2 separate regions of the Homo sapiens genome follow, and region 2 is linked to region 1. Evidence: chromatin loops called from intact Hi-C (ENCODE). Cell type or tissue: IMR-90. All regions are shown on one strand. Each heading gives the region's core, and the rest is flanking DNA. Links, peaks and the distances in the headings are about the cores only.

Region 1 (15,071 bases), core at 4,417-12,416:
CTTCCCTTTTGTTTCCAAGGACAGATGGAGTCAAAAGTGGAACTGGGGCCCGCAGAGCCGGATAGCTTGGGCAGTACGTGTGTGCACCTGCAGGCTGTGGAGACAGGTATTTCCATGGAGCTCACTCGCCCTGCCTCTCATCCAGGCCTGAAAATCATAGGTAACTATGAGGCAAGAGGAACCCAGGGTGGTGGGAACACCCTAGGGTGATCCCAGGCTGGGGACCTTTGGACTAAAAAGATGAAAGCCAACATTCCCTCCCCAGGAGGAGATGCAACTCCTGCACTCTCTAGTGACCATCACTGGGATATTGCACAGATCTGCAGTCACCTTCTAAATCCCCTTAAAGTGGACCTAGCCATCCTCTCCATTTTAAGACCACATCTCCTGTCTGCTACAGCCCCTCTCGCTTCTTTTTCTTTAAGGATATCTGGCTGGTTGTATTGGGTTAACATGCAAGAAGAGAGTACCAATCACTCCATAACTTGGGTAATGCATGTCAATGGTGATCTGTGTGGGGCCGCAAGGTTCCAGATGGTTGGGACAACTCTACAATCAGTCACATTTGGGTTGGTTAAATCCCCCACTCATCTTTACAGCTGTATCCTGCAAGTTAGTGGCTGCCTGTCTCTGAACTTCACCTTCCTTATGGTTGTCAAAAATACCTCCATGGGATAAAAACGCAGCATCTGTAGATTCCCAAATAGGTGCAAGTAGATTCCCAAATAGGTGCAAATAGGTTCATTCGTTGGTTCATTCTGCAGTCAGGGAGCTTTCAGTCTACTGGCATGCAAGACGCAATGATAATGAGAATACTTCACAATGAGTGTGACGTGATGACTGATGAATGTGACAAAGGAGAAGTAGGATGCACTTAGACAGCCTGGGGGAATTGAGTTGTGGCCAGAAGGGAGAGAGAGTGTCCATTCTCCACCTCATCACTTTGCTGCCAAGAGAAACAGGAATTTCTTAGACAAGTTCTCAGGTCCCTCGGTGAGACTGGCAGCCTAAAAAAGGCACCAGGGAGCAGGGGGCACTCACATCATGCCATCCCCCCACAGAGCATCCCGCTGGCCATCTGCATCAGCCCGACCCCCACAGGATAGAAGACTGGCACATCCAAGTTGCTCCTTCCACACCCTCTCCCCACTGAGGCCTCGTCTCCTCCGCCCTGTGGCCAATTGAAGGTGAACTCCTAACGTGCATTCTGCCTGGGATCCCAGAGGTTGTGGCAGCCAGATGAGTCACCTCACAAATACAGCACGTGTTCCTCGGGGGCGGCGGTGGGAGGAAACACGTGAAGAGCTCTCTCTGTGATAATAGACCATTTAGAGCTTCAGATGGCGAAAACAAGCTGATCAGGTGCAGGCCCTCCAGGAGGCTGGCAGGTGACTCCCAGCCAGCACGCCCTCCATCGCACGTTGGGGAAGCTGGAAAGAGCCTGGTGGCTGCCGGGCCTCCCTCTGGCATCCTCTCTCCCTCCAAGGCTGTGTGCTCCCCACCTTGTCTCTCCTTTTTTCATTCCATTGCTCTGTTCTGTTTCTGTCTACCCATTCGTCTTTTCTTCCTCTTCTCTTTCTGTTGCCATTCTCTTTCTCTTCTCCTCTCAACATGTCCTTCTCTCTACCCGTTTCCCCCTCCCCTTCTCTCTCTCCTCCCTCTTTCCCTCTCCCTCTCTTCCTTTCCCAAATCTCTCTTAGCCAGGCTCCTTTTCGCCCTTTGCCTCTCAAACCCTCCTCCACCTTTCCACCCTCTCTCTGCGTTCTGCTTCTCCCTTCTTCCTTCCGTGTCTCTGGCTCACTTATCTGCCCTCTCCACATCTTCTTCCATTTGCCACCCTCCCTCTCTGTAGCCACACCCAGTGGGCTCAGAGCTGGGTCTTTCTTTTTTTTGTTTTTTCTTTTTTCTTTTTTTTTTTTTTTGAGATGGAGTTTCACTCTTGTTGCCCAGGCTGGAGTGCAGTGGCGCAATCTCCACTCACTGCAATCTCTGCCTCCTAGTTTCAAGCAATTCTCTTGCCTCAGCCTCCTGAGTAGCTGCGATTACAGTCATGCGCCACCACGCCCGGCTAATTTTGTATTTTTAGTAGAGACGGGATTTCTCCATGTTGGTCAGGCTAGTCTCAAGCTCCCGACCTCAGGTGATCTGCCTGCCTCGGCCTCTCAAAGTGCCAGGATTATAGGTGTAAGCCACCGCACCCAGCCAGATCTAGGTCTTTCATCCCCCTACACAACCCTGGCCTGGCCTGGGCCTCTGGTCTTGGGCCTGGAAGGGAGTCCCATCCTCCCTCCCTCAGCTGGATTTCTTAAGGATAAAACCTTTGCTCCTTCCTTCACCACACCTCTCCACATCCCAAACTCAAGCCCACAGAGCCCAGCTCTGGGCCCAGGGTGTGGACGGGGAGGGTGGCTGGTGGCCCAGAGCTGAGCCCTGTGAGTCAACAGCATGCCTAGACTCACACACAGACACATGGCCCACCTTCAGGGTCATGAGGATTCATAAACCCTATTCTGCGAAGTGCCTCCAGGAATCATCAAGGGAGCTAGGGCAGCTCTGAGTCTCCACCAGGCCCACCCTCCGCCTCTCAGGGCTGAGCTTCACTTCCCTTCCCAAAGGGGCCAGGGAGAGGGGCTGCTGATGACATGATCTCAGAGGAAGGCCAAGGCCTCCAGGCTGCCTCTGGGCCTGGCACAGGAAGGAGGAGGAGAAAATAGGGAGCCCAAGGAAAGATCAACCCAGCCCAGCCCAAGGACCCCCAGCCCCAGCCCCAGCCCCAGCTGGGCTCAAACTAATTGAAAACAGACTGGAAAAGGCTGCTTTTGCCCTTCCTCTAGACTCAGCATCATCAAGACTGGAGGGACAGAGCATTTGAATCATCAGACGCTGGGCCAGACGTCACCCCACGCGTTTTCTCATTTTATCGTCCTAAGAAGCCCAGAAGGTGCGTAAAATGGCCTGTCCCAAACAGATGAGGACATTACCTTTCTCCTCTTCCTCCTCCTCCTTCTTCTTCTTCTTCTTTTTGCTTCATTTTTCTTTCATTTTTTCCCCCAGATGTTGCATTTCAGAGAGGCTGAGCGTGTTGACTAAGGTCACACAGCTACAAACATCAGGGACCTGCGAAAAAGCTCTGTTCCCTGGTGACAGGTGTTCTGTGATCCTAACACAGCCGGAGGTGGGGACAACGTCCTTGCAGTAACAAAGGCCCTGTTGCTCAACTCAGTGGACATCAGGCCCTGTTTTCATTCATTAGCAGGTCAGGGATTCCAGTGTCACCTGTGCCATGTATTCCAGCTGATCTACCTGCAAGCCTCTACTCCCCATTTTCCCAGCAGCAGCCGCAGACACCACCCAACTGGCAGAAATTTCAAACAAGGGGTTCTGCCTTGCACTCCGGTGCAAGGGTTGGGCACGTGGACTCACATGTGACCAATCACATTGTCTTTCCTGAGATCCTGCATTTTGACCAGAGGAATCAAGAACAAAAAGTGGTGGCAACTGATTTATCCTTAAGAAATCCAAGTAATGAGTTCCTGCTGCCAAGATTTCTGGGATTTCCCTGGCTCCTGCCAGTTTCTGGATTTGGTTCTTAAGCATTTTCTGGGTGTGTGAGCCCCATACCCTTCTCATAGCTTCTTCAGCCAGAGTCAGTTTCTGGTTTTTGCAATCAAAAATAACCCAACTAAGATTTGCTATCCTGCAGGCAAGAGAGGGCCACAGCTTGATAGTCAAGGTTAGCCATTGTCTGGGCCCTGCCTGCCCCAGCCAGCTTTCTTTCCTCCCCAGCCTGTACCTGCCACCCTGAGCACACCACACTGGTACACGCCTGTGTACTTGTCTTTTATGGTCTCACTATAATTTATTTAATCCCTCATTAATGAACATTTCTAAGTTGAAGTATAATTCATGTATTAGTCAGGGTTCTCCAGAGAAACAGAACCAACAGGATGTGTGTGTATATATATTATACACATTATTATATATTACACACATGCACACACACAGACATATCTATATATCTAGAGAGAGAAAGAGATTTCCTTTAAGGAATTGGCCTACATGATTGTAGGGGCTGGCAAATTCAAAATCGGCAGGGCAAGTAGTCAAGGGAAATTCAAAATTGGCAGGGCAAGAAGCCTAGGGAAAAGTTGCAGGCAGAATTGTTTCTTCCTGGGAGAGACCTCAGTCTTTTTCCCTGAAGGCCTTCAGCTGACTCAATGAAGTTTACCCATATTATGGAGAGTAATCCACTTTCTTCAAAGACTCCTGCTTTAAATGTTAATTTCTTTGAAAAAATTGCCTTCACAGCAACATCTAGACTGGTGTTTGACCAAACAACTGGGTACTATGGCCTAGGCAAGTTGACACGCAAAATTAACCGACACAATTCACATACCGTAGCATAAAATGAACCCTTCTAAAGTGCACAATTCCATGTTTTTAGCATGTTCACAAGGTCATCATCATCACGATATAGTCACGGAACTTTTTTTTTTTTTTTTTTAAGACAGGGTCTGGCTGTGTCACCCAGGCTGGAGTGCAGTGAAGTGATCTCAACTCACTATAACCTCCACCTCCTCAGTTCAAGCAATCCTCCCACCTCAGCCCCTCGAGTAGCTGGAACCACAGGCGCATGCCACCAAATCCAGCTAATTTTTGTATTTTTTGTAGAGACAGGGGCCATGTTACCCAGGCTGGTCTCGAACTCCTGGGCTCAAGGTATCCACCTACCCTGGCCTCCCAAAGTGCTGGGATTACAGGCATGAACCACTGCGCACGGCCCAGTCACAGTACATTTTTCTTGCCCCAGAAAAAAAACCCTGACTCCTCCCAGCTCCTGGCAACCAATAAACACATTGGTCTGCATGTTGTTCATGCTGGTTCACCTTCCTCCTTGCCTCCCTTTGACTGCCTCATAAATTTCCACTCATTCCTCAAGAGTTAGCCCTTCTGAAATATCTTCCTTGATCCCACCTACTAGAAGCACCCTGTCCCACCTCAAACTGAGTCAATCACTTTATTTTCTGTGAACCCCCAATATAAGCTGATGGTGCCTCCTGGAATAGCCTTTAGCAAAAGATATTAAAATTGCCTAATCAACTTGCTTCTCTTTCTCACCAAACCAGCAGTTCTTAAATTATGATTTCAGGGCTTCTTGACACTTACCCCATATTTTTACCATTTGATGTGCTTGTGTTTCCGGGAAGAGAGTTCAGGGTTTCATCAGATCTTCAAAAGGATCCCAGGAAGGGCCAAGAGCCTTGAGATTAGGGCTTCTCGAAGGGCAGAGGCATGCTTCATGAGTTCCCTTGTGTCCTTATGCCTGGTGCAGATGAGGTCTGCTGGATGAGCCTGGGTGATGAATGAGTAGTCACATGTAGGAAAAGTGTCCTTCCTTCAAGGGTTTTCCATCATCACTCTCTATGAAGCAGTGAAAAAGCAAAACAAAGTAACATACGGTTAAGCATCAGAGGAGGAGGATAGACACATAATTACATATTCATTTGTTCATCTGCTCATCCATTCACAATTTAGTGTATGCATCTACAAGGTACAAAGCCCAGTGCTCCCAGCAGCGGGTGTTCAGAGCTCCGAGAAGCAAGCAGGCACCACATGTTGGTCTCAGAAGGTAGAGAGAGACTGTAAAGTAAACCAAGGAAGGCTCCCTGGGGGAGAGGCCGCATGACATGAGCGAAGCCAAGAGCAAGGACTGGGACTCAGCCAGATGGAACAGAGCCCGGGGAAGGGTGTCTTGAGTGTGTGTGCTGGGGGGAGCATCCACGTGAGCAAATGCCAGGCCTGCAGAGGACCCAGAGAAGGGAGAGAATTTACACACCCACAGTCCCTGAAGCCTGGAGAGGACTTTTTAAGATTCCCGGTGACGGTGCAGAGAAGCTGAGCCGGGGCCTGACTACAGTGAGGTGTGGGGTGTAATTACCAAGCCAGAGTGCAGAGCTGAGCCAAGCAGGTAAGAGTACTGACCCCGAGCCCACTCGGGCTCTGAGCAGAAGGAAGATTTCATTAGTGTTAGAGAGGAAGGATGTGCCTTCTCCCCCGGAGGCCAGAGGGCAGGAGACCAGCCAGGCGGGGAGGCTGACCCAATGGCCCCGGAATGGTGATGGAGCAGCCTGGGAGGCTGCAGGCACTGAAGGAAGAGGTAGGGGACGATGACTCCATCTGTCACCTCGGCACTTACCCCAAAAGATGGAGGACTGCTGGCAGAAACAGACAGAAATTTCCCTTGAGAAGGAGAAAGCCATGCTATAGGCAATCAAGATTTGCACATTGTCAGCAGAGAAGGAATGAGACTGTCTGGTTGCCGCTAGACTTTGGCCAGGGCTGTCCTGCAGGTAAGGGCCTCGTGCAGGAGGCCCCTGGGCAAGGGCCGGCCCTTCTCCTCTCCCTCAGTGTCCTGGAAAGGCCCCAGGGCTGCCCCAACCCCTGACCTCTCTCCTTCTTTCTCCATATTGCTAGACCCCCTTCTCTTGGTCCCCTGCCTCCTCCCACTGGTGTGCACCCACACCTTCAGACAGTTCTGAGCAGACCACGCAAAATACAACTGTGATGTTATTTGCAGCAGGCATTCTGGACCCAGAACTGTGCTTGGTCTTGAAGTTGAAAGGTAGCAATCACTCATACTCCTCTCCCATGAACAATTTGAGAAAAAATGGAGGCTCAGGGCAGAAGTTACCCCCTTTACAACTGACGGGAGCTATCCTGGGGAATGAAGCCTGAGGCTAAAACCTATGCCCTATTTCCAGCCTCATGAAGTAAACTTAGCCACTGGGTCCCTAGCAAAGAAACTGGAGAACTGAGGGTCTCCCCCAGGTCTGCCCTCCAACTGCCCCAAGCCCCACATGCCTGCAGGCGGCCCTGGGATATCTGCCATGTGCAGGGAATAATGAGCCTGGCAGCTGCAAGAAGGAGATGAGCTCCAGGGTTTGAGGGTTAAGGACATTCACCAGTCTCCCAGCACACTCATCTCCACCCCACCCCAGTGAATGAGACTGAGAGGGCTCAAGGTGGGGGCAACAGGTTCTCTCCATTACCTTCCAGCCAATACCTGCATGTACATTGAGATACTCAGTAAGCCATGAGAAGCGCTGTGTGACCATGACTGAGTTGTTTAAACTCTCTGTTCATGCTCCTCCCCTGCAAAGTGAAGGCATTCAAAATCATCTGTATTCATGGTGAACCTACTTTGTTCTAAGGCCTCTGGGACATCCAAAGTTGGATAGGCCATGTCCCTGACCCAGCTGACTGCTCTCACCCTTGCTTTCACTGTGTGAAATTCTCCCACATTGACGGGCTGGGGGTAGGGCAACTACAATTGAGAAGCACAAGGGAGCCCCCCGTGGTGATGAAACAGTTGGTATCTTGACTGTGGTGTTTACACAAATCTATGTGTGTGATAAAATGACACAGAACTACACACATACACACACCCATAAGAGTGCATATAAAACTGGTTAGATCCAAGCAAGGTGTGTGGACCATGCCAATGTCAGTTTTTTGACTTTGACATTGTCCTGTGGTTCCCTAAGATGTTACCACTGGGGGAAACTGGGTGAAGGGTGCAAGGGCCTCTCAGTATTATTATGGGAATTTTCTGTGAGTCTATAATCCTTTCAAAAGAAAAGGTTATTAAAAAATCTCACATGACTTCTCACTACTCTGCTTATAAAATCCACACTCCTCACGGAGCACCACAGGCCCGCTGTAATCTGGCCTCTGTCTCCTCTCCAACCTCTCCCCAAGCTCCCTAGGCCCAGCCCCATCCCCTTCTCTCTGCACCTTGAGCACACCCAGCCCACTCTGTGAGGCTGTAGGCCTTGCTGTTTCTTTTACCTCAAGTTCTCTCGCCCCAAATCCTAAACACAAGTAACTTCTGTCATTCAAATTTCACAATCAGTCTCCTTTTCTTGTAAGGCCTTCTTTCTCAGGCTGATCCCTTCAGCCCTAATACAGTTGGCCCTTCCACTGTGTTTAGGGTGCTACATCACCATCACCTCTTGGTTTTTGGCTAAGATCAAGTGTAGAGTCCTGCTATCATCAGACATGATCTGATTCGTTTGTTTGCTTACCTATCACTGTCAGTCCGGACCTCCCCTCCCTCTGAGAATGAAGCAGAGAAAATGTTATCTTGGTCACCAGTGTATCCTGGAAACTGCAACAGGGGCAGGCACAGGCAGGAGTGCAGTGAATATCAATGGTAGATGAATGAATGAATGAATGAAGAATGAATGAAGAATGAATGAATGAATGCACCACACAAAGTAGCATTCTAGCAGAAGTGAAAACAAGGTTACCTAGTGCAGACTTTCCCAGCCAGGACTCATACTATTTTTAAACACATACACCTGCTTCGGTGATGTACTGAAGGCCTCAGGCTACTCTCCCCGCCCACATCTCCCACCCCTCTAACAGGATTCAAATCTCCAGTGCTCATATTTCCTCCTCATCACTTACCTAGCAAATCTGGCTCACAGTATAATATCAGTCATTTATACTTCAGTCTGAATTCCAGGTCAGTGCCAACTTCCTCCAGATATTTGTGGTTTAAGCTTCATGTGATATTACGTCATCTTAAGGGCATTTAGTAAAGGGGAAGAAGGAACATTTTTGGACAGAGGCCTTTTCCTGTGCTCATTTGTGCCTCACAGGAAGCCAAGAGTAAATGTGCATCTAGACCTACAGGGGAGGTCTTGGCAGTTACAGCAAACTCAGGGAATTTTAAATATGCCGGAAACTTTCCAGAGCCCTGAGTTGCAGTCCCAGCTCTGTCACTGTCTCTCTGTGCTTTGCTAAACAGACTTCGCCCCTCCGTGGGCCGTCTGTGAAAATAGGGCCCAGCTCGATGGCATATAAAGGCCCTCTGACTTCCAGTAGTAAAACTCTAGAGGAGCCCTTGTTTTCTGGGGAGACTCTTTCTGAGTTTTCATAATAATGTTGAGTAGTTCTCTTTTCTTGCTCACGCCGACTTTTCTCCAGTTCTCGGACACCAGTTCTGGGTACCCAACAATTCAATCCAGTTCTGACACTAACTATCCAGAGTTAGCAGAGGCCCCACAGGTTAAAGGCCTCGTCCCACAAAACTGCCCCCACTTCAGACACCAGTGGCCAGTCTCAGACCCCCTGTACTTCTGACCAACCAGCTATAAGTCAAGGATTCCTAAGACTCCTTCCTCAGGTCTAATAATTTGCTAAAGAAGCTCACAGAACTCAGGAACACACTTTACTTATGTTTACTGGTTTGTTTTCAAGGATGCAACTCAGAAACAGCCAAATGAAATGACTGAATCAGGCAAGATATGGGGTTGGGGGATGAGGCATCGAGTTTCTATGCCCTCTCCAGGCATGCCTTTCTCCCAGCACTTGGACGCGTTCTCCAACAGGGAAGCTCTCCAAATCTTGGTGCTTAGGGGTTTTTATGGAGGTTCAATTACATAAGCATGATTGATCAAATTATTGGCCAATGGTGACTGACTCAATCTCCAGCCTCTTCCTTCTCTCCAGAAGTTGGGGATGGGGCTGAAAGTCTCAAGCTTCCAGTCAAGGCTTGGTCTTTTTGGTGACCAGCCCAATCCTGAAGCTATCAAAGGCTCACCAAGAGTCACCTCACTGGAACAAAAGATGCTCCTATACCCTCATCACTCGGGAAACTCCAAGGGTTTTAGGGGCTTTGTGCTAGGAATGGGAGACAGAGACCAAATATCTATCTATTTATTTATTTATTTATTTATTTTTTGAGACGGAGTCTCACTCTGTCACCCAGGCTGGAGTGCAGTGGCACAACATCTGCCTCCCAGGTTCAAGTGATTCTCCTGCCTCAGCCTCCCAAGTAGCTGGGACTACAGGTGCCCACCACCATGCCTGGCTAATTTTTGTATTTTTAGTAGAGACGGGGTTTCACCATGCTGGCCAGGATGGTATTGATTCCCTGACCTCATGATCCAACCACCTTGACCTCCCAAAGTGCTGGGATTACAGGCGTAAGCCACCTCCCCCGGCCCCTTTCTATGACACCACAGATGGGCACAGTCAGAATCAGAGCCTGAGGTGCAGGTCAAATCCCTTAGCCCTCCACCAGTCCCGCCCACTTGGTTTCTGTGGTAGAAAGTTTTGTTTACTATCTGTATCTGTATCCCCCACCAAATGCGAGCTCCCCCATCCCACCCTGATGCTGAACTGAGGACACTCAGGGCTTTGTGTGGCTCTGGCAGCTTGCACAATGGGTTCTCAGATGAGGTATTCCATGCCCTTCTTCCTGGAGTAGTAAGAGTCAATGCTTTTCAGTTCAGCAGAAATTCATGAGATATTAGAAAGCACTTCCTAGATCTGCGTAGAAGTTGGAATAGGTTGCATATAGAAGCTAGGAAGGTTCCATCCCTGGAGATCTTTAGGAAGATCCCATTGCTCTGGGTGACTCAGTCGCTCATTTCAATCATGAATTACAGGCATTATCGAGTTAAGTCACCATGGTGGCTGGACCTGCTTTCTCCAAAGTCCCTCCAGCTGCAGGTTGGTGAGCCCATAGATGGGGTTAGTGAAGCATTGTTGGTCAGCTCACCAGGGCACCCTTATGAGAGTGAAGTAGACCGTGACTCCTCTGCAGTTGGTTAAGGAAGAGGACACTGAACAAAGTCATGTGTTAAGAGTGGTGTTTGGCTGGCAAATTCTGATTCATCTTTCAGGACCCTGCTCAAGCATCTCCTCTTTTGAGAAGCCTGGCCTGGCCCTCTCCCCATGCCCCACTCTTCCTTCCCCAGGTTTAATTAAATGTCTCTTCTCAGCTGGTGTGACCTCTTGGTTGATTGCAAATAGTGCATACTCCACTCTCTCTCCACGGAACTGTGAGCTTTCTAAGGGCCAGAACCATACCCACCTCATCTCTCACTGCCTCCCTGGTGCCATCGCAGGACAGGTGGGGCAGAGCAGGGGCCCGGTGGCTGCTGGCTAAATTGTTGGAGGGACTGGCTGGGAGCCCATACATCACAGACAGCAGATACCCCAGGGACTGGCAGTGTGGGAACCAGGTGAGAAGCCCCAGTCTCAGGTCTGCAGCCTTCCTCAGTCTCCTCACTCAGTAGCCTTGATTCCCAGCAAACCACATCAATTTCTCATTGCACACCCTGCTCAATGCTCATCTGCATAGTGTCCTCCATCCAGAGCAGCCCTGAGCTGTGGGCACGAATACTAATGGATCATGCAAATGCCAGCCTAGGGCAAGAGTGCCCTGGACTGTCAATTAGCTCCCCCCAGCACCAGCTACAGTGCCCAACCCCTTCACTTGATACAGGCCAGCCCAATGCAAGAAGGAGCAACAGAAAAAGAACTCGGCTTGAAGGACTGCTCTAGTCAAGGTAGTGTGTTGTGGCAGCCTGGAAAGGGATCTTCCATGTAGAGTGAGGGAAGAAGAGAGCCAGCCTGGCCTCTCAGGAAGAGGTTCCCACAGGCACTCTTGGGAGGAAAGGTGGTGCTCTTGGGGGCCCAGGTAATAATTGCTACACGAATGCCACGGCTCTTGGAACTGCTGCTTCATCCTTTTCCCTCCACCTGGCCATCTATGTGCCAGGCCACCAGCGTACGTCCTGTGTTGTCCTCTAAACCAAGACCAAAGCTCTTCACAGCCACTCTTCTCTGACCCAGTACCAACTCCATCCTGGGAGGGAGGATGACAGGCTCCCCGTCCCCTCACCTCTTCTTCCCAATACTGCTGTTTCCTCCCAGTTCTTTCTCTTCCCTCCACTGCTCCCATCTGCTTTCCTTCCTTAGTGGATAAAAGCATTAAATTTGAAGGCAGAGAGATCGGGTTCAAACCCAGACTCTACAGATCACTCAAGCTTTGTGGCTTGGGCGAATTACACCATGCCTCTGAACTTCAGTTTGCTAGTCTATAAAATGGAGAAAAGAGAAGTACCTGCCACAGTGGCATTGTGAGGATCATTTTATGAATAGCTAAGAATTTCAGGTAACTCACTCTGATGTACCAGAAAGTTACTTTGCTTACTGCTTCAATCACTGAACTTAATTTCTACTCCAAGTTCCCATTCCTCTCAGTGGCAGAGAACCCTCAATCAGTTCAGGATGCCCCATCCCCAGTGTTGCCTGAATGTTTTGGGGTGGGCTTACGGAGCATGGAGCCTGAAGTGGGCTCTACCTCTGGTGGGCAGCCCTACCATTCCTACAGAAAGGCACCCCAAGAGGTTCTGCTTCCTGTGCATTCTGTGGTCACTGTGCCATTCAGGTCGCAGCTGGGGCCTCCCAGGCTCTAGGAGGGTTTCCTGGACCGCACCACTGTTGGGTGCAGGGGAAGATTCCCCTTCTCCTTACCGGACTTGCCCAGGAGAGGTAGGTCAGGAACCCCTGCCTGAAAAAGACACACAAGTCAGTGGCTGTGCAATGCTCCTGCTACACACAGAGGTGGCAGGCCTTAGAGGGGAACCCTAGGCTGTGTTCACTCTCCCAGGCTCCACTTTGGAAAAGCCAGGGTCTGCTCTCAGCTCCCACATTCCGCCAAAGTCTGGGGTTTCAGTGCCAAACAGGCCACCAACCCTCGAACTCTGCCTGAGGTGGAGGACAAGGGCAAACCCCTCTTGCTCCTGCCCTCCAACCAGTCACATATTCTTCCAGGCCTTTCATCTCAAAATCCAAGATGTGACCATTGTTTCCGTGCCACCTCTGCCACAGGTAGTGAATGCCGCAGCTCAAATGTGCGGCAGGTTGTGTGGTCACAGGAAATAACAGAAGGAGCCCCGGTTAATATCTCAGTTGTATGTGGCCTCATTTTTGCAGGCCCTGTCCCAGAGTCAGTCCTCAGCACGAGGGCAGCTGAGACTCTTTTCTCCCCCATTCCTTCCTCCTTCCCTCTTCCTGGGTTTCTTCCTTTTTCAGGCTCCAATTGCAGCAGCAGCAATGCTGGGAGCGGAGATCCTGGGAGCCCGGAGCCAGCTCTGACATGTTCAGCGGGCCGTGCAGGGTCAGGGGCATGCTCATCGGCTCATCACTGGCATGATTACTAATCATCAGGCAGCGGCAGGGTTACTGTTCCCTCCTCCCCTCCCTGCTCACTTCCTCAGGGTCTTCAGGCTGCAGGAGCCGAAGAGGGAAAGACCCTGCGTGCACCCTGGCAGGCTGATAATCACAGCTGCAGCCCCCAGGCACTAAAAGGATGGGTGGGAGCATCATCCACCACTCAAAGGGCTGGGGACCCTTGTCCCTCCCATGTGCATCCATCTCTCCTATCTCTGAGTCCCCAGTGAACTGCTGCCTCCCTAGAGAAACAGTGCTAGAAGTCAGTGGCAAGAGCAGCAGGAGGACTTGGAGCTACATGCAGAGTGTGAGCTCCGGAGTCAGACCAGCTGAGTTCAAGGCCAGCTCCACCATCTATTCACTGTGACTTCAGGAAGGTTGCTTAACCTCTCTGTGCCTTAGCTGCCTCATCTATAAAACAGGAAACAATGAGAGTCTTTCCTTATGGGGCTATTGAAATGATTAAGTGAGATCAGGCATGTGATGGCACACAGTAAGAACTCCATAAACAGAGGTCACCACTGCTAATGCAATTATTCTATCACCTCAGGAGACTAAAGCAGGGGAGGAAACACCATTGACTCCTGGACATTTACCCAAGGAGATTATGGATCCATGTTTTGCACACACTTTAGAAAGACAAGGAATTCTAACCACAGCATCTGTCTCCACTGCCCCCGTCATTTCAGTCTCACCCGTCCACCCTCAACCTCACCACTGTGGCCCGGAAATGCGGTTGCCCAGGGCCACTCTCACCCCACCTCAGCCCTGCTCTGCTCAAGTCTCACTTCCACTCCTTCCAGCTCCCATCCCTTTCTACCCAGCTCCACCCTGATTTCTCCACCATGACCTTTACCCTCCTAGTCTGATCTAGACCCCTGATCTTGCCGAGTATCTAGGACTTTGGTGCCTTTGACCCTCAGCAGCAGAGGTAGAGAGGGATCTCGGTGAAGTCTGGGATGTTATAGTGACTTGTTTATCTAAGTGCCCTGAGACTGTGAGTTCCCTAATGCAGGGAGCATCAACCTCTGCAGAGAGCCCCAGAGCCCTGCTCAGGTGTGATGAACAGGAGGCACTCACTTGATGCCCTCACAAAGTTGTGAGTGAATGAATGAATGAGTGAATGAATGATTGAATGAAGATTAGTGATTATGTTAATGACCTGCCTTTTTCATGAGCCTTGCAACCTCCCAGGTACCACACTAAAGCACTTAAATGCTTCCACTCATTTAATCCTCATAGCAACCCTAAGACATAGGCGTAATTATTGTACCTATTTTATAGATGTTGAAACTGAGGATCAGTGAAGTTAAAGGCACACAGCTAAGGGATGAATGGATAAAATCCTTTACCATAACCTTTCCTCCTTAGGACAAAGTTTCTTCACCAACTGTCCAAGGCTGTGTTTCACTGGGGAGAGTCTGAAATTCTACACCAAGCATGAGCATGTGTTCATGCAGCATGGTAACTCTGGGGGAAAAGGTTCACAGGTTTTATCAGATACTTACAGTTTGTTAGAACATATTTGAATCCATCCATCTAACCACCCGTCCCCTTTCAATCCACCCTTCTGTCCACCCCCAGACAGCCATTTGATCAATATTCATGAAATATCTGCCTTGCGCCAAGCATAGTGCTGGCACCCATGAATTCCCTGGTCTCCAGAAATATCCTTCCCCCTCTCCCTGACTACCCCTGCCCCCGCCTCACCACACACACACTCCTTGCAGGATCTGGGTAACTGGGAGGGCTTTACCGCCAGTGTCCCAGCTGCGTGGGTGGCTGCACTCTGTCTGAACTCATCTCAGCTCTGGTGGAGACTGTGGCAGCGCAGAAGCGTGCAGGGGGAATCCTCAGGCAGCGCAGCCATCAGGACATGAAGGGCAGAGCCTGTGCCCCGGCTTCCCCGGCTTCCGCTGCAGTCTACATCAGTCCTGCTCCCTCCAGAACATGATCAACCGGGACAGATGAGGCCATGCTTGATGCATAAGGATGCAGCCAGGGAGAGCTGCCTCCCAAACCCAAGTCCTATTCAAAGG
Region 2 (15,071 bases), core at 4,574-12,573, 61 kb after region 1:
GGAGTTCTAGACCAGCCTAACCATCATGGCGGAAACCCAATTTCTACTAAAAATAATAATAATAATAATAAAATAACTGACAAGAATTTCTAAAGTAGTTCAGAATAGAAAGCTTACTAAGTTGATTCATTTAATGGTTACCCTTGATATTTTAACATGTACTATTACATGTTAACATGTACCCACTAAATGTCTAGATCTCATTGATACTTCATTTAACTCCTGAACAATAATAGCTTTTCAGTGTTTGGACTCTGGTTACCTCCTTCCTGATGCATAGGCTACTGTTCATCATTTTAGTTCTATCTTGTTACTTTTAGTCATTTATATTTACTATACTTACAGACACTGTTGGGTTTATTTTTAGCACCTTCCTATTTGTTTTTCTATTTGTACTATCTCTTCTTTCTTCCTTTATTTCTTCATTCCTGTCTTTTCAAAAATTAAGTAAATAGTTTTATTATTGTATTTTTTTCCTTATATTGGCTTCTTGTTTCACATTCCTGAATTTTGTGCAGTGGTTACCCTAGAAGTTTTAATATATATATTTAGTTTATTATAGTGTATTTTTAAGTTAAGACTTTTACTTCTTCCTGAACAATGCAAGAACTTTACAACAGTTAAACTCCTGTACCCACTTCTTTCTTTTTGTGCTGTTGTTAAACATTTTACTTCTGCATAGTTATAAATCTGATAAGACATTATTGTCATTTTAAACAGCCAATATTCTTTTATACTAACCCAAATATCTCTCCTTTGTAGTGTTTTTCATTCCTTCTTGCAATTTTGTGTTTCTGGATTGAATAATTTTCCTTCAGCCTGAAGATTCTTATTTGGTATGTCCTTTAGTGTCAGTGTGATGGCACTAAATTTTTGCTGATTTTCAGCATTTGTGTGTCTGAAAATGTCTTTATTTTGTTTCATTTTTGCAGGATTTTTTGCTGTGTATATAACACAAGAGTGGCAGTGTTCTTTTCCTCTTACTTTAGCATTTTAAAGATTTTTCTAGAGTCCATCAGTGTTTGTTGAAAAATCCACCTTATTGGTGCTTCCTTGAAGGTAATGTCTTTTTTCTTTGTTACTGCTTTTGAGAACTTCTCTTTACCTTTGTTTTCGGCATTTTGACTATGATATGTGTAGTTATGATTTTCTTTGTGTTTAACTTTTTGGAGGGCTTGGTGGGCTTCTTGAATCAATGAGTTGGTTTCTCTCATCAATTTTCGGAAACTCTTGATCATTGTCTTTCCAAATTTTGCTTCTGCCCAGTTTCTCTTCTTGCCTTCTGGGACTCCAATTATGTGTATGTTAGACCTTTGATAATGCCCCATGTGTTACTCATACTGTTGTCTTTTAATGTTCCTTTCTCTTTTCTCTCTGGTTTTAATTGGAATTTTACCTATTGTTCTGTCTTTAAGTCACTGACCCTATAGTCTGCTATGTCCAGTCTGCTGTAAACCCATATAGTAAGTTTGTACTATTTTATTGATTCCAAGTAACTATTAACAGATACTAGATTTGAGAAGGCTATATGTTTTTGTTCATTTTGCCCATCTTTTTCTCTATTCTCTTTAACAGAATAACCATAGTCAAAGTCCTGTCTGATGAATACAATAGCTGGGTCATCTATGGATCTGTTTTTATTGTTAGCTTTCTTTTTCTCTTTGCTTTGCTTCTTTTCTTTTCTCTTCTTGCTTTTTCACATGCCTCATAATTTTGACCATAAGCTGGACATTGTATGTAAAAGAACTGTGGAGGTTTCAGCTGATACATTCCACCAGAGCAGCTTCCCCCTTTCCTCTGTTGGAGAGTCAGGGTGAAGGCTGATGACCTCAGTCTAGTCAGAAATTTAAGAGGATTGCAGTTTGAGAAAGACTGAATCGACCACCTCTGGCTTTTCCCATTTCCTTGTGTGGTCTTCATGGCTTTGGCTGGGAGCCTAGCTAGTCTCTGTCTCCTCAGCCCTAAAAGCCTGAAGAGATTCAGTCCTGCTCTTTAGAAGTTTTGAGCTTTTCTGGCTATCTTCAAAATCTGGCAAATATCTTGAGGGGAAAAACAGGGATTTATGTCAGGCCCTTTCTCTCTCTCATGGAATGTTGTCTCCTAAGTCCCGTGAGTTTAGCAGAAATTTCATTCCAACCTTCCATCCTCATTTCCCAGCCACCTGAGCTGCATAGAGCACTTAGCAGTGTCCTATGCGTTAAAGCCAACAGTCACTTGGCTTCTTATATTTCAGGCTTCTCTTGTTTCCAATCCATCATGCCAGCCCTGCACAACTGCCAAAAGTGCTGCTTGGTTTCTGCTTTCTCCAGTAGACAACCTCTGCTTGGGCCAATGCCAGTCCTCAACCCACGTCCAGAATCAGCAGTTGCCCACAGGGAAGAAAACTGTCAGGAGTTATCAGCCTACAGAGGACCCACTTTGTCCTCATTTCCACAGCTTTCTGATGTCTTCAAATTTTCTATTTTTGCGGCTTTTCTTTTTTTTTCTTAATAGTTGTTGCAGTAGGGGAGTCAGCCTGCCACAATCTACTACATCTTACCTGGAAGCAATACCTTATCTTGTTATTTTTAAGTCAACAAATTAGACATTATTATTATTAATATATACAGCAATATTTAGAGTCACTCGCACATAAATATTAATTTAGAGTTAATCACATATTTGCTTTGTATTCCTTTTTGAATCTCTGACTTTCTATCTGTGCTAATTTTCCTTCTGACTAAGCCACATCTTTTAGAATTTCCTCTGTGAGGACCTGTTTTATTTATTCAAACATAAAAAATTTGTTTGCTCTCATTCTTGAAATGTAATTTCACTAAGTATTCATTTACAGTTGGTCAATTGTTTCCTCTTGACACATGGAAAATATCATTCCTCTGCCTCTGGCTTTCATTGTTATTGTTGAGAAGACAGATGTTAGCCTAATTGCTATTTATTTGTAGATGGTCTAACTTTTCTCTCTAACTACTTTTAATATTTCTCCGTCACAGGTTGTGATGTTACTTTCATCTTCTGGAATTGTTCTTCCACATCTTATCATCGTCTTCCATTATTTCCATCTTTGTCTCTCTAGCTTGTTTTATTTATAACTATCTAAGAGTTTACTAATTGTCTCCTTAGTTCTTTGCTCCATCTATATCTGTCCATTGTGACTTAAAATTTCCTTTTTTTAACTTTTATTTTAAGTTTAGGGGTACATGTGCAGGATGTGCAGGTTTGTTGCATAGGTAAATATGTGTCATGGGGGTTTGTTGAACAGATTATTTCATCATCCACATATTAAGCTTAGTATCCATTAGTTATTTTTCCTGATCCTCTCCCTCCTCCCACCCTCTGGTGGGCCCCAGTATGCATTGTTCCCATCTATGTGTCCTTGTGTTCTCATCATTTAGCTCACACTTATAAGTGAGAACATGTGGTATTCAGTTTTCTGCTCCTGTGTTAGTTTGCTAAGGATAATGGCCTCCAGCTCCATCCATGTTCCTGCAAAGGACATAATCCCCTTTTTAATGGCTGCATAGCATTTCATGGTGTATATATACCTCATTTTCTTTATCCTGTCTATTGCTGATGGACATTTAGGTTGATTCCATATCTCTGCTATTGTGAATAGTGCTACAATGAACATACGCGTGCAGCTGTCTTTATAATAGAATAATTTCCATTCTTTTAGGTATATACCCAGTAGTGGGATTTCTGGGTCGAATAGTATTTCTGTCTCTAGGTTTTTGAGAAATCTCCACGCTGTCTTCCACAATGTTTGAACTAATTTACACTCCCACCAACAGTATAACATCGCTCCTTTTTCTGCACAACCTCGCCAGCATCTGTTATTTTTTGACTTTTTAATAGTAGCCATTCTAACTGGTGTGAGATGGTATCTCATTGTGGTTTTGATTTGCATTTCTCACTTAAAATTTTGAACTAATGTATTTTTCATTTCTAGATGCTCTATATGGTTATTTTTCAAATCTGCTAAGACATTTTTATAGTGTCTTATTACTTGCTGAAATGTTCAAACCTCTTTTATTTCATTAAGCATATAAATTTTGCCATCTCATTTTCTGTGCTAATAAAAATTCTAATATCGGAAGCTTTAATAATCAGATTCTGCTATCTCTTTTTCCTGCAAGCCTTATCTCACAGTACCTTGTTTTCTTGTGTGTTTTACAATTGTTGACAGTGAATATTCTTTAGAACTTTATCCTTGATAATTATTAGAGGAATGAATTAAAATTTCACTTCTCCGGAAAGTACTGTGTTTGCACCTTTTAATAACTCAAGAGAGGTAACAACCCAAGTTCATTTTCAATTAAAATTTTCATTTGAGGTTTTTCAGACCACAAACCCATGTGAGAGCTCACATATGGTTACAAATTCTTGAAGAAAATGAGGCTCCTTCCTTCCCCATCCACCTTCCTAGTACCAAAGTCAGGACAGACAGGTTTTCTGTGTTAGTTCACTTCTCATTCACCTTTGTATTAAAGGTCTAGCTCTTTGAGGTTCAAGTTTTATGTTGGGACCTCTTCCCACTTGGTAGGGCCTGGGTTTTACCTACTGGGTTTCTAAGCATATTTTGTGGTTAACATCAGAGGCCAGGAGACTCATCAGTGTATAATTAATTCTTGTATAACTAATTATTTAAAGGCAGTGGACCTATTCACTAGCACCCTGCTTTCGGAGTCACTGAATTCATGTTTGCCCTCAGCTAAAGCCATCCTGAACCTCTTTAGATGGGAGAACCCTGATGCTGGTACCTGTAGCATGGGGGCTGGGGCTGGAGAAGCCAAGTAGTACACTAGGGACCTCACGGTCACTGTGAGGGATGGGGGTCTCTGCTTGGCTTCTGAACACCCAAAAGTAAGCTCTTCTGCCTTCACTCCATGTCCACTGGAGCCTGGGATCCTCTCATAAGAAGCTATATTTACTCTAATGAAAAAAAATCTCACCTGGGCTGAAAAAGCGTATGCTATACATGAGCCTTGGTTAACCTAAACTTTCATCCAGAGTTTCAAGGATTAAATTCCTAAGTTCTTTTTAAAGCAAAGAGAAGTTAGTTCCAGTCCTAGGCCATGATAATGCTCTTGGCTGAGAAAACCTCCTTCGTTTTTTTAAAATATGGATTCTGAGGGTGCAAGTGCAGTTTCGTTATATGGAAGTATTGCACAGTGATGAAGCCATGGCTTTTAGTGTACCCATCATCCATATAGTGTACATTGTACCCAACAGGTAATTCACCATCCCTCAACCCCCCTCCTCTGTTTTAAGGAACTGGCATTTATGCAACTAATTGATAAAATTATCATCTGTCTCTTAACCAGATTAATAGTATAATTAAGGAAATCTGGGATGATGATAGCAGGTTTACTGTTGATGAAACCATTGAACACTTGATTTAACCCATTAACAGTGTTTCTGAAAGTATGTTCCTTGAAACACTAGACCATGAAAAGTCCTTTATGTTGAAATATGCTTAAGAAATATTATATGCTTGAAACTTCTCTTGGAAACTCACGAAGTATATTAGACATTAAAGGCTCTAAGAAATCCTGCAATAAAGAAGCCTATTTAATTTTATTTGACTCGGTGTTTTCAAATTATGTGTGACCACAGAAATAGAAGGAACTTGGAGGAGTAATAATTCATTTTTTGGGTAGAATTCACTACTGTCACAGATATTTGTATGCTGTCAATGAACATTTAAATGTGGATTATAGAGAAAGTAAGATTTATTCAACAAATATTTGCTGAAAGTCCACTATGTGCTTACCACTTTGAGTATACATCGGTGAATAAAAAAGATATAGTTCTGTCTCATGGAGCTTGTAGGAGCATTGGACTGTCGTGGAGGCATTAAGAAAGAAGTAGCAAGTGCCTAGAATCCAGCTGCCCCTCAAATTGTTGGATCACAGCCGTGGAACAGGCCCCAGAGCTGGGAAGTTGACTGGGCAGTTGGCTGTTGTATCCAGCCTGGGAGATGCAAAATTTATTGACATAACTGTACCCCTCAAGAGGACCATAAAGAAGACCAAGCAGAAACACACTTGGTTCTGGAACAGAAAAAAGTTTATCTAGGAAAGGAAGTTTAGGAAAGACTGTTAGATAAGAAACTGGGTGGTTTTTAAGGCTTGCAGAATCTCTTATTGATCTGAGAATTCCTCCCAAAACAATCCCTCTAAAAGTGCCTGATTCATAATCCAGTGAATGTTAACAGGAATGACGATGATGATTATGATGGTGATGATGATGGCAATGATGATGATGGTGATGATGATGGTGATGACAATGATGGTGATGATGATGGTGATGATGATGGCAATGATGATGATGGTGATAATGATGATGGTGATGACAATGATGGTGATGATGATGGTGATGATGATGGCAATGATGATGATGATGGTGATGACAATGATGGTGATGATGATGGTGATGACAATGATGGTAACAGTGATGATGACAATGACAATACTGGTGATGATGATGGTGATGACAATGATGGTAACAGTGATGATGATAATGACAGTACTGATGATGATGATGATGGTGATGATGATGACAATAATGGTGATGACAAGGTTGATGATAATGGTGGTGATGGTGATATTGGTGATGGCAATGATGATAGAGTTTAATCTGCAACTCCTTCCCTTCACTCAATGCTATGGCCAATTGGCCACCAAGAACTGTGAGTCTACTTCATAAGTAACTAACTCTTAAGCTCATCCTTTAATTTCTTTGGAACAGGGCTTAACCTTTCTCAACAGCCCCCTCATCTCATTTACCTTCTTTCAGTGTGTGTTCTTCCAATCTGTCTCCACACTGTGCCAATGTAAGCTTCCTAAAGTTTAAGTCTGGGTACAGGCGCACTCACTCACTCCGTGCACTTTTACACTTTTATGCCTTTTTTGTGTTCTTCTCTACTTGTGTTTTCTCCTTCTTGTCTTTTAGCAAGACATGTACTCATCCTTCAGGGTCCAGCTCAATGGTGAGAGCCTCTCTGGGGCTTTGGCTGATCTCACCCTGGAATGCACTGCAATGTTCCTTTGCCTAGGTTCCTGCAATGCTTTCTCCATTTATCTGTATAACCCTCACCACTTCTAAGATTACGTTATTATCTGAGTCTGTGGTGAGGGAACATACCACATCTGACCTACGGTTCATTGCCAGCCCCCTCCCAGAGTGGAACACTGAAGGCACATGGGCAACTGTTGCAAACGTGCAGGGTAAATGCACCCCCATGGAGTGACAGCTATGCAGACCAGAGCCCCCTTCTCCCAGGTTCTGTGTTGCCCACACCTTTCTTGACAGTCCTGGGCCAGGGCTTCCCCAGGTTTGGAATCCAGATGAGTCTGAAAGCAAATGTCATTCTCTTTCCTTCACCACACAGTAGCATTTGTTCTTGCCAAGGTAGCTGTGTGTGTGTGTGTGTGCATGTGTGTGTGTGCTTGAGTGACTGTGAGTGGTTGTGAGAGTGTGGATGAGAGTGTGTATGTGTGGCGTGTGACTGTGTATATGAGTGCATGTGTTTGAGTGTGTATATGCGTGTGTGTGTATGTGTAGGTGTATGAATGTGAGTGTGTGTATGTTCAAGTATGTGTGTGAATGTGAGTATGTGATGTTTGAGTGTACGTGTTAGTGCATGTGTGAGACTGTGTGTTTGAGTGTGTGTGTGTATATGAATGTGTACGAGTGTGTGAGTGTGTGTATGTATGAGTACACGTATGAATGTGAGTGTGCATGTGTGTCTGAGTGTGTGTATGTGTTTGAGTGTGTGAGCGTGTGTTGTGTGCGTATGTGTGTGTGAGTGTGAGAGAGAATGTGTGTGTGTGTGTGTTCATGCCGATGTTCACGATGGGCTGGAGGGAGGACCAGTCCCCTACTGCGTAGATCGAGGATGCTGCCTTTACCCAGTCTTCATGAAGTTATAAAAATTACAGCCATTTGTCACAGGTCTCTCAACACAGCACTGGGCCCTGGGAGGACCAGGCCACATCTCTTGGCGTCTGAAATAAATGAACTCATTTATTCACACATTGAGGCCACACATGTTTGTTGCAAGTCTGTGGCCAGGCACAGGGCTGGGAGCTGGGGAATAAAGAGCTGACCCAAACAGCAGAACCAGTTTGCGTTTTCATGGAATTCATGATCCGCTGCTCTGACAGTGGGCATGGGTCAGACAATGACCAAGTAAACAGATCAGTAAGATCATTTGGAGAAACGAGAAGGGATCCAAAGGAAAGAAAGCAGGAGGCCACGAGGAGGGGAGTGTGGAGGAGTGAGGGGCTGCTTTAAATTCAGAAATCCTTGAAGACTGTCTAAGGAGGTGGCGTTTGTGTTCGGGCTTCCATAACAGGTAGGGGGAAGATGGAAGGCTGCTCCAGACCAGTCAGGGAGAAGGGGAGTGAGGGTGGTTGTGGTTGGACCACAGGAAATGCAGGAAATGAAAGGGAGGGTGGTAGGAAAGGCAAGGGCTAGACCGCACAGGGCCTTTGGGGCCAGCGAAGGAAGTGGATTCTATCCTGAGTGCAACTGGAGGCCACTAGAAGGGCTTACGCAGGACTGACAGGCTCCGATTGATGCTTCCCAAGTTCAGCCGTGCTGCAGGGCAGGAACTGTAGGAGGAGATAGCGTGGCCCAGAAAGGCAGTCAGGAGCTGTCCAGGCCAGCTGACGCTGACGATGAGTGGGGCCCAGAGCTTAGACTCCCTGAGACTCAGCCCTCCTCTCCCGCAGGACCCCAGCAGCCAGCCTTGGAGGGCTCCCAAAGAATGACATCACCCTCAGCTCCCAGCTGCTTGATATGCAGGGAATTCCTCCCAAGGCTATGCAGAGGCCTCAGGCTTCAGCAGCAAGCTGCGGCCCGTGCCTGGGGGAGAGAGGAGGGGAAAATCGTAACCCCAGCAGCACCTCCTCCCGTGACCTAGACTCTGGGCCAGACACCACAGGCATTTTCTGGATAATCCTCACAACTGCCCCATGAGGGACACCTCTGTCGAATCATAAAATCCTGAACAGGGAAGGATGCCTGGAGATCATGTGACCTGTACCCCTGTGTCGAAACCTGTGTATTCCTGGTTCTTGTTTATTTATTCATCATATCCTTAAATAACACCCTTACTACTTTTCAATCACTTGACCAATATTAATTTTCATAGCCACTTCAGAAGGTCAGAACTATCATTATTCCCATTTCATGGATGAGGAAAACTGAGGCCCAGAAAGGCAAAGTAACTTCTCCAAGGTAGCACTGGCCATCATTTACATCTAGGCAGACTGACCCAGAATCCATGTTCTTCTAGGCTGTACATGATACCACCTGCTCTCGGTTGTTCATGAGCTGGCACAGTGGAAAGAGCTCTCCTCAGCGGGCTGGAGCATCTCTTGTACGCCCAGAGGTGTGGGTGAGCTGTTCTGTGGCACAATTGTCATCCTGGGGTCTGCGACGGTAAGACTCACCTCAGAGGAAGGGCTGGCCTTTCATTCCTAGCTGCAATTCCTTACAAGTAAGAAGGAGAGGGCCTCAAACAGGAAACCTGGGGTGAAGAGGTGAACCTCAGATGCCTATCTTGTTTAACCTTCTGTCTCCAGGCTTAGCACAGTGCCTGGTACAGAGGAAGTCCTCAGTAACATTGTTGAGTGAACGGATGGATAGATGTGTGTGGACCCGGGTTCATCCTTCACATGAGAAAGTCCGTGAGATGTTTACATCCAACTCAATATCTAGCACATACAGGTGGACAAGGCAGAAAGGCAATGTCATGGCTCTTGCCCTCACACTCTAGGGCCTAGACTGGTGTGACAATGTCCATGCTTACATGTCCTGTCTAAGGAAAGCAGCTCCCGTTGGTCATGCCTGTGGAAATGTGGCCCTGTATGGCCAGCTCTTCTGATTTTTCATAAGAACCTGGATGGACAGATGCCATGCAAAGTTTTTTTTTTTAATTTTTTAAAAATCGTGTGTATCCCAAAGAAAATATTATCTAAGGGTGAAATCCAGCCCAGGGGGCACTAGTTTGAGATGCCAGGTCTGGGATCAGTAGCAGGTGGCCCAGAATGGGGACTGGGTTGGTGAAGACTAAGAAGAATGAGAAGCTCCCTGGAGCCTCCGAGAGGAAGGTACATTTTGCATGCCAGCTTATCCGGATTCGAGACTTGCTCGATGTTTATTTTCTGGTTGTCACTCCAGGATTTTAGTTAAGTCTTGTCTAACATTGCAGCCAGGCTCAGCCATTCTGTAGGAGGATTAAAGGATGGGACTGTGTATAAAATTGGGCCAGGATGGCAAGCGAGGGAGCAGCTCTTGAGGCCAGAAGAGTGGGGGAAGATGGCTTGATGACAGACGGAATCTCAGGCACCTGAAGAGTCTTAGAAGCCAGATTTGGGGCTGAGCCGCCCTTCCCCAAGTGGAGATTCACCAGCCATGGCCAGACTCGAGGATGTGAGATTTATTTTTCTTAAGATAGCAAATGTCTTTGCAGGCATGCTTCCCAGTTGGGAAATTCTTTTTATGCTCCATGTAATCCGTCTGCCAGAGCCTCCTTTGACTCTGTTTATCGGTTCTCTTCCTGTATGTGTCATGCTCTCCTTCCCTCTCTCCTCTTCTCCCCTTCTCGTCACCACCCCTTTGCTCTGCACCACCCAGAGCCTGTTAGGAAGAAAGGGGGGATACACTCATCCTGGCTCCATTTAGGGTGGGCTTTTAATCCAGACATGTCGCTGACACCAGCATTTGCACCAGGTATTTAATTAGACCAGGAAGTCCCAGGGGATTTGAGAAGCTGGCTGGCGAGGAATGGGCTCTATCTCCATATCTTATTTTGACAAGCACTGTAATTATCCCTCATTGCTGGCAGGCGGAGCAGAATCACGTTCGTTCCCAGCCCCATCTTCTCAGAACAAGAGTACTCAGGCTCCTGGTTGCTCCACCACTAAACAACTGCCTGTCTCAGTTCCCCAGCGAGACCGAGACTGAGCTCAGCCATTACTCAGGAGATCGCAGGCGGGCGCTCAGCCTACTTTTTGACAGCATCGTGGAGGTGATTTCAGAGCGCTTGCTGCATGCACATGGGAAATAGCTTCCAAGGAGGATCTTTGGGGGCAGAAGGAATGAGGTGGGCACCATGCCCTCCAAAAAGACAGAAGTTACCCCTCCAGGAGCCAGCATGAATGGAGCACCTACCATGTGCCCATTTGGTATTGAATTTAATCTTCTCAATAGCACTGCCAGGTCAGTGTTATCATTCCATATTACCAATAGGGAAACTGAGGCTGTAAGTGAGGAAGCTGCAGAGTCAGTTGCAGTGGCCTCAGAATTCCGACCAAGAGCTAGCTGGCCCCACGGTTTCTTCCCTTCCTACTTTACAGCATTGTGGCTCAGGGAGAGCACACATGCCCTCATGCTCTGCCCCAAACAATTTGTGGGTGCTGGAAAGTTCTGGCCATGTCAGGAGCAAGTGCTTTCTCCCTTGCTGTGCTGCCCAAAACTTCTTTAAGGAGGTTACCCTCATCTGTCAAACAGGGATGTCCCTGTCTGTCCCACAGAGTCTTCATGAAATGAACTGAGATGGCATATTTTAAAGCCCTGGGAAAACCGAGGCAGCCTCGGGAATGGTGACGTATCTGGTTATTGAGACTGTCTTATAATTTGGGGCGTGAAAACCTAGGGCTACAGGGACACAAGGTAATGAGAGGAAATTGCCAAGGAAAGCGAATGCAAAGGAAACACCACCCAAGCCCAGCCTGGCTTCCAGGTACCCTCTGAACCAGCCTCCTGCCCCACTGTGGGCCAGAATAGACCAGCCTGCTAGGAAAACCTTTGGCCCACTGCAACAATGACAATCACAACAACTCAACCGTTTAGTGAACACAAAATATGTACGAGGCACGGGATTATGCACAGGAACCACGTCCGTACATTTCATTCTCAAGATCCTATGAAGTAGGTGTTATTATCCCTATTTGATGGATGAGCAAGCTGTGGTTCATTAAACCACATCCCCCATGTCAAACAGCAAACAAGGGGTGAGGCCAGTTGGTCTTGACAGTTTGTCAAAATCGCTGTGCTAGAAAACCACCCTCCTTACTGGTTGTGTTCCAGGGGTTCCCAAACTCAAGTTCTTCTTGGAGGAGCTGCAAGAAATGATTTGAGGGTGATAGCAAGGAAGAATGCATCTGAGATGCCAGGCTCAGGAGATTCCTGGAGTCCTGCACTGTGTGCCCTTTGGCCCAGAAGGCCCTTGTAAGCACCTTTAGGTGTTGTCTGCATTTCCCTTCCCTTTCTGGTCAGGGACCCCAGCTCTCTCTGCATGGATTCTCCTCTCCAGGAGGTGGGGGGTGGGAGCCGATGTCAACAGGGAAGAGGGGCAGAGGAACAAGGACAGGGATGGGGAGAGGAAGAAAGAAGGAGGTGGGATGTGGCAGCTGGGCCCGGAAGCAGGCTAGAGCCAGCTGCACAGCTCTGACAATCTAAAGTGTCTCTTCCGATGGTCTCCATTCAGCCCCATCTGCAGATAGCTCATTTTGTGAATGAGGCCTGGGTGTTTGTTCCAGAACCTTAGCTGTGATTAGGAAAGACAGGAGCACTTGGGAGGCCCCACCTTCAATGCACCAGAGTATTTCTAGACCCTCATTCTGCAGTCAGCTCTAGCTGCCACATCAGGGAATTCTTGCTGGTCTGTAGCCTGGATTCCAATTGTGGATGTGGCCTGTTAAAACTTTCCTGGGTAGGACAGTGTGGGCGTTCTGCCTTAGGAGTCAGACAGGCCTGAGTTTATATCCCACCATTTCCATATGCTGGCTGTGTGACCTTGAACAGGTCCCTTAGCCTCCCTCAGCAGTGGAGTGGAAGATTAAGTGCACAGACTCTGAAGCTAAGCCTTCTCCCATGCTCCAGTCCCAGCTCTGCCACTTACTAACTGTGTGGCCTTGGCAAAGTGACCCAACACCCCTGGGCCTCTCTTCTCAGCTGCAATACAGGGCTAATACAGGCATGCATCTTATGGAGTTGTCAAAAGGATGAAACAAATTCATGCATTTAAAGGACTTGGCACATGGTGAGTGCTCAGACATGTTAGCCAGTATCCAGGCATGGTGGCTATTTTCTGGAATAAATATGGATAAACTGAGACAACTTTCTCTCCTGAAGATGGGTCCATTGCGAAGTCATCTCAAAGAGGTGTGGCCTGGAGAAGTGGTTCCAGTACCTCATGCCTTCTTCCCCTTCCCTCCTTCTCTCCTGCCTCCCCCTGCATTCTTCATGTGCCTCCTGCTGTAAGCATTTGCTGAGCCTCCTGCTGTGTCCCAAGCTCTGTGCTTGGGGTCAACCACCCAGAAATGAATCGTGTGGGTCCCATCCTCTCCAAGACAAACAGTTAGAGGATGGTCAGATAGTGCCAGTGGAGAGCAGGGAAGGCCTCGTGGACAACATCCTATTTGAGCCACATGACCATCAGGGAAGAGCATTTCTAGGCAGAGGAAGCAGTTTGTACAAAGGCCCTGAGGAGAGAACAAGCTTGAGAAATAGGAAGAGTGCCCGAGTGTCTGGAGTGGAGGGACAGGGAGAAGATGGGTAGGAATGAGGTTGAGAAGTAGCTAGAGGTCAAATCATAGAGAGCTTTGAAGCCACAGTGAGAAATGTGGGCTTACTTTGAGTTTTCTAGCATAAGGTTGTTCTGAAGATTAAATGACAGGAGACAGGTAGAGTGCTTGGAACAGCATCTGGCGCATTGCTGGGCCTTAAATAATTGTTACTTTTATTATGGTGGCACTTATTTCCATATTCAGCCCTGAGGCTGGCTGTGGTCTACTAGGAAATTATTGGCATTCTGGTTTAGGAGAGAGGACTTGACGGGATTTGGGTGACAAGTCTCAGTTCTGCCCTTCCCTGGCCTAGCCAAGCTCCCTTCCTTCCCTGAGTTTCTATAAAATGGCAGCATCACATTCCCCTCCCCAGGTAATGTGACAATGAACTTTAATGTAAAGTGCCACCCACGATCAAGGAATCTCATCATTTAAACTGCTTTTGCCATCTAAGGTCAGAAGGCTTAAACTGAGCCCGTAATTACATCAAGTGCCTGTAATCCTAGCTACATAGAAGGCCGAGGTGAGTGGATGGCTTGAGCCCAAAAGTTCAAGACCAGCCTGAGCAACATAGTGAGACCCAGTCTCCAAAAGTAAATAATTTAAGAGAATAAAAAATTAATTTTTTAAAGAAGGTTTAAACTGGTTGTGACCTAAGGAAACAATTTCTTCCAGCCGCATCATTGAACAGGTGGGACACCAAGCTCCCTTGTAGATAAAGATCGAGGTGGAATGGGAGTGGACACTGACTCCATCTAAGATCATGGAAGCGCTCTCACAGTGACCCTACTGGGCTCTCTGGAAGCTGCATCCCAGCAGCTGTGCAGCCCCTGGGACCAGCCAGGAGTGACCTGGGTGCTGCCGTTCAACCCACCTGTACATTTCCCAAAAAGAGGCAGCCAAGTGCTGATTCAGGGAATTTAAACTTTAATGGTCCCCCGGTCTATTATTATGTTTTAATGAACTGGAAAAGCACAAACAGAAATCCTTAAGAGCATCAGCCGTGACACAGAAATCTAATACAATAAAACAAAGTGCTTATAAACCCCAGAGTTGTTTAAAACCCAGAAATTGCCAATTGACATATGGGACTATATCTTCTTAGCCCCTAGTAAACTGAGTGGCTTCAAACAAGTCCCTATCACCTCCCAGGGCCTCAGTTTCTTCACCTGTGAAATAAGAGGATCAAAAAAAGATAATGTTCTCTCTGTTCTCTTCCAACCGAGGCAGGCATCTCAAGTATTTCTTAGTCAGTTCTACTCTAGGCTACACAGTATCTGTATCTGGCAGCTGTATGAACTACTGTTGAAAATCCTCTTCCCAATCCCAGTTTCAACATCACTCCTCAAGGCAGCATCCACCTTCACTCTAGACTGAATTAATTCCTCTGTCTTACCACCTAAACTCCTCTAGAAAACTTGATAGAGGTAAAGATAAATGCATTTTTTCAAAAATTCTACTTTTCTAGTCCCAAGGCATTGTGTATATCAT

What was found. Peaks named below come from ENCODE experiments on the same cell type or tissue, not always from the same donor. Only the 100,000 strongest peaks of a DNase experiment are listed, where the experiment ranks them.
Region 2: a loop joins it to region 1, with 3.0 times the contacts of the local background. A loop is called at or near these places in 2 of 110 quality-filtered maps.

Annotation. Positions count from the first base shown.
Region 1 is chr5:170,483,036-170,498,106 of GRCh38, forward strand. It overlaps a transcript of KCNIP1 not described here. Among named protein-coding and RNA genes, the nearest start is that of KCNIP1, 13 kb to the right of the region's middle. RefSeq lists an enhancer at 1,935-2,435 and a silencer at 3,251-3,417. In IMR-90, for the core only: no CTCF peak of the experiment used is centred there; a DNase peak (open chromatin) is centred at 8,606.
Region 2 is chr5:170,544,204-170,559,274 of GRCh38, forward strand. All of the region lies in intron 1 of KCNIP1 (potassium voltage-gated channel interacting protein 1), which reads left to right. Among named protein-coding and RNA genes, the nearest start is that of KCNIP1, 48 kb to the left of the region's middle. RefSeq lists an enhancer at 8,102-8,671 and a silencer at 9,448-9,648. In IMR-90, for the core only: no CTCF peak of the experiment used is centred there; DNase peaks (open chromatin) are centred at 8,738 and 10,528.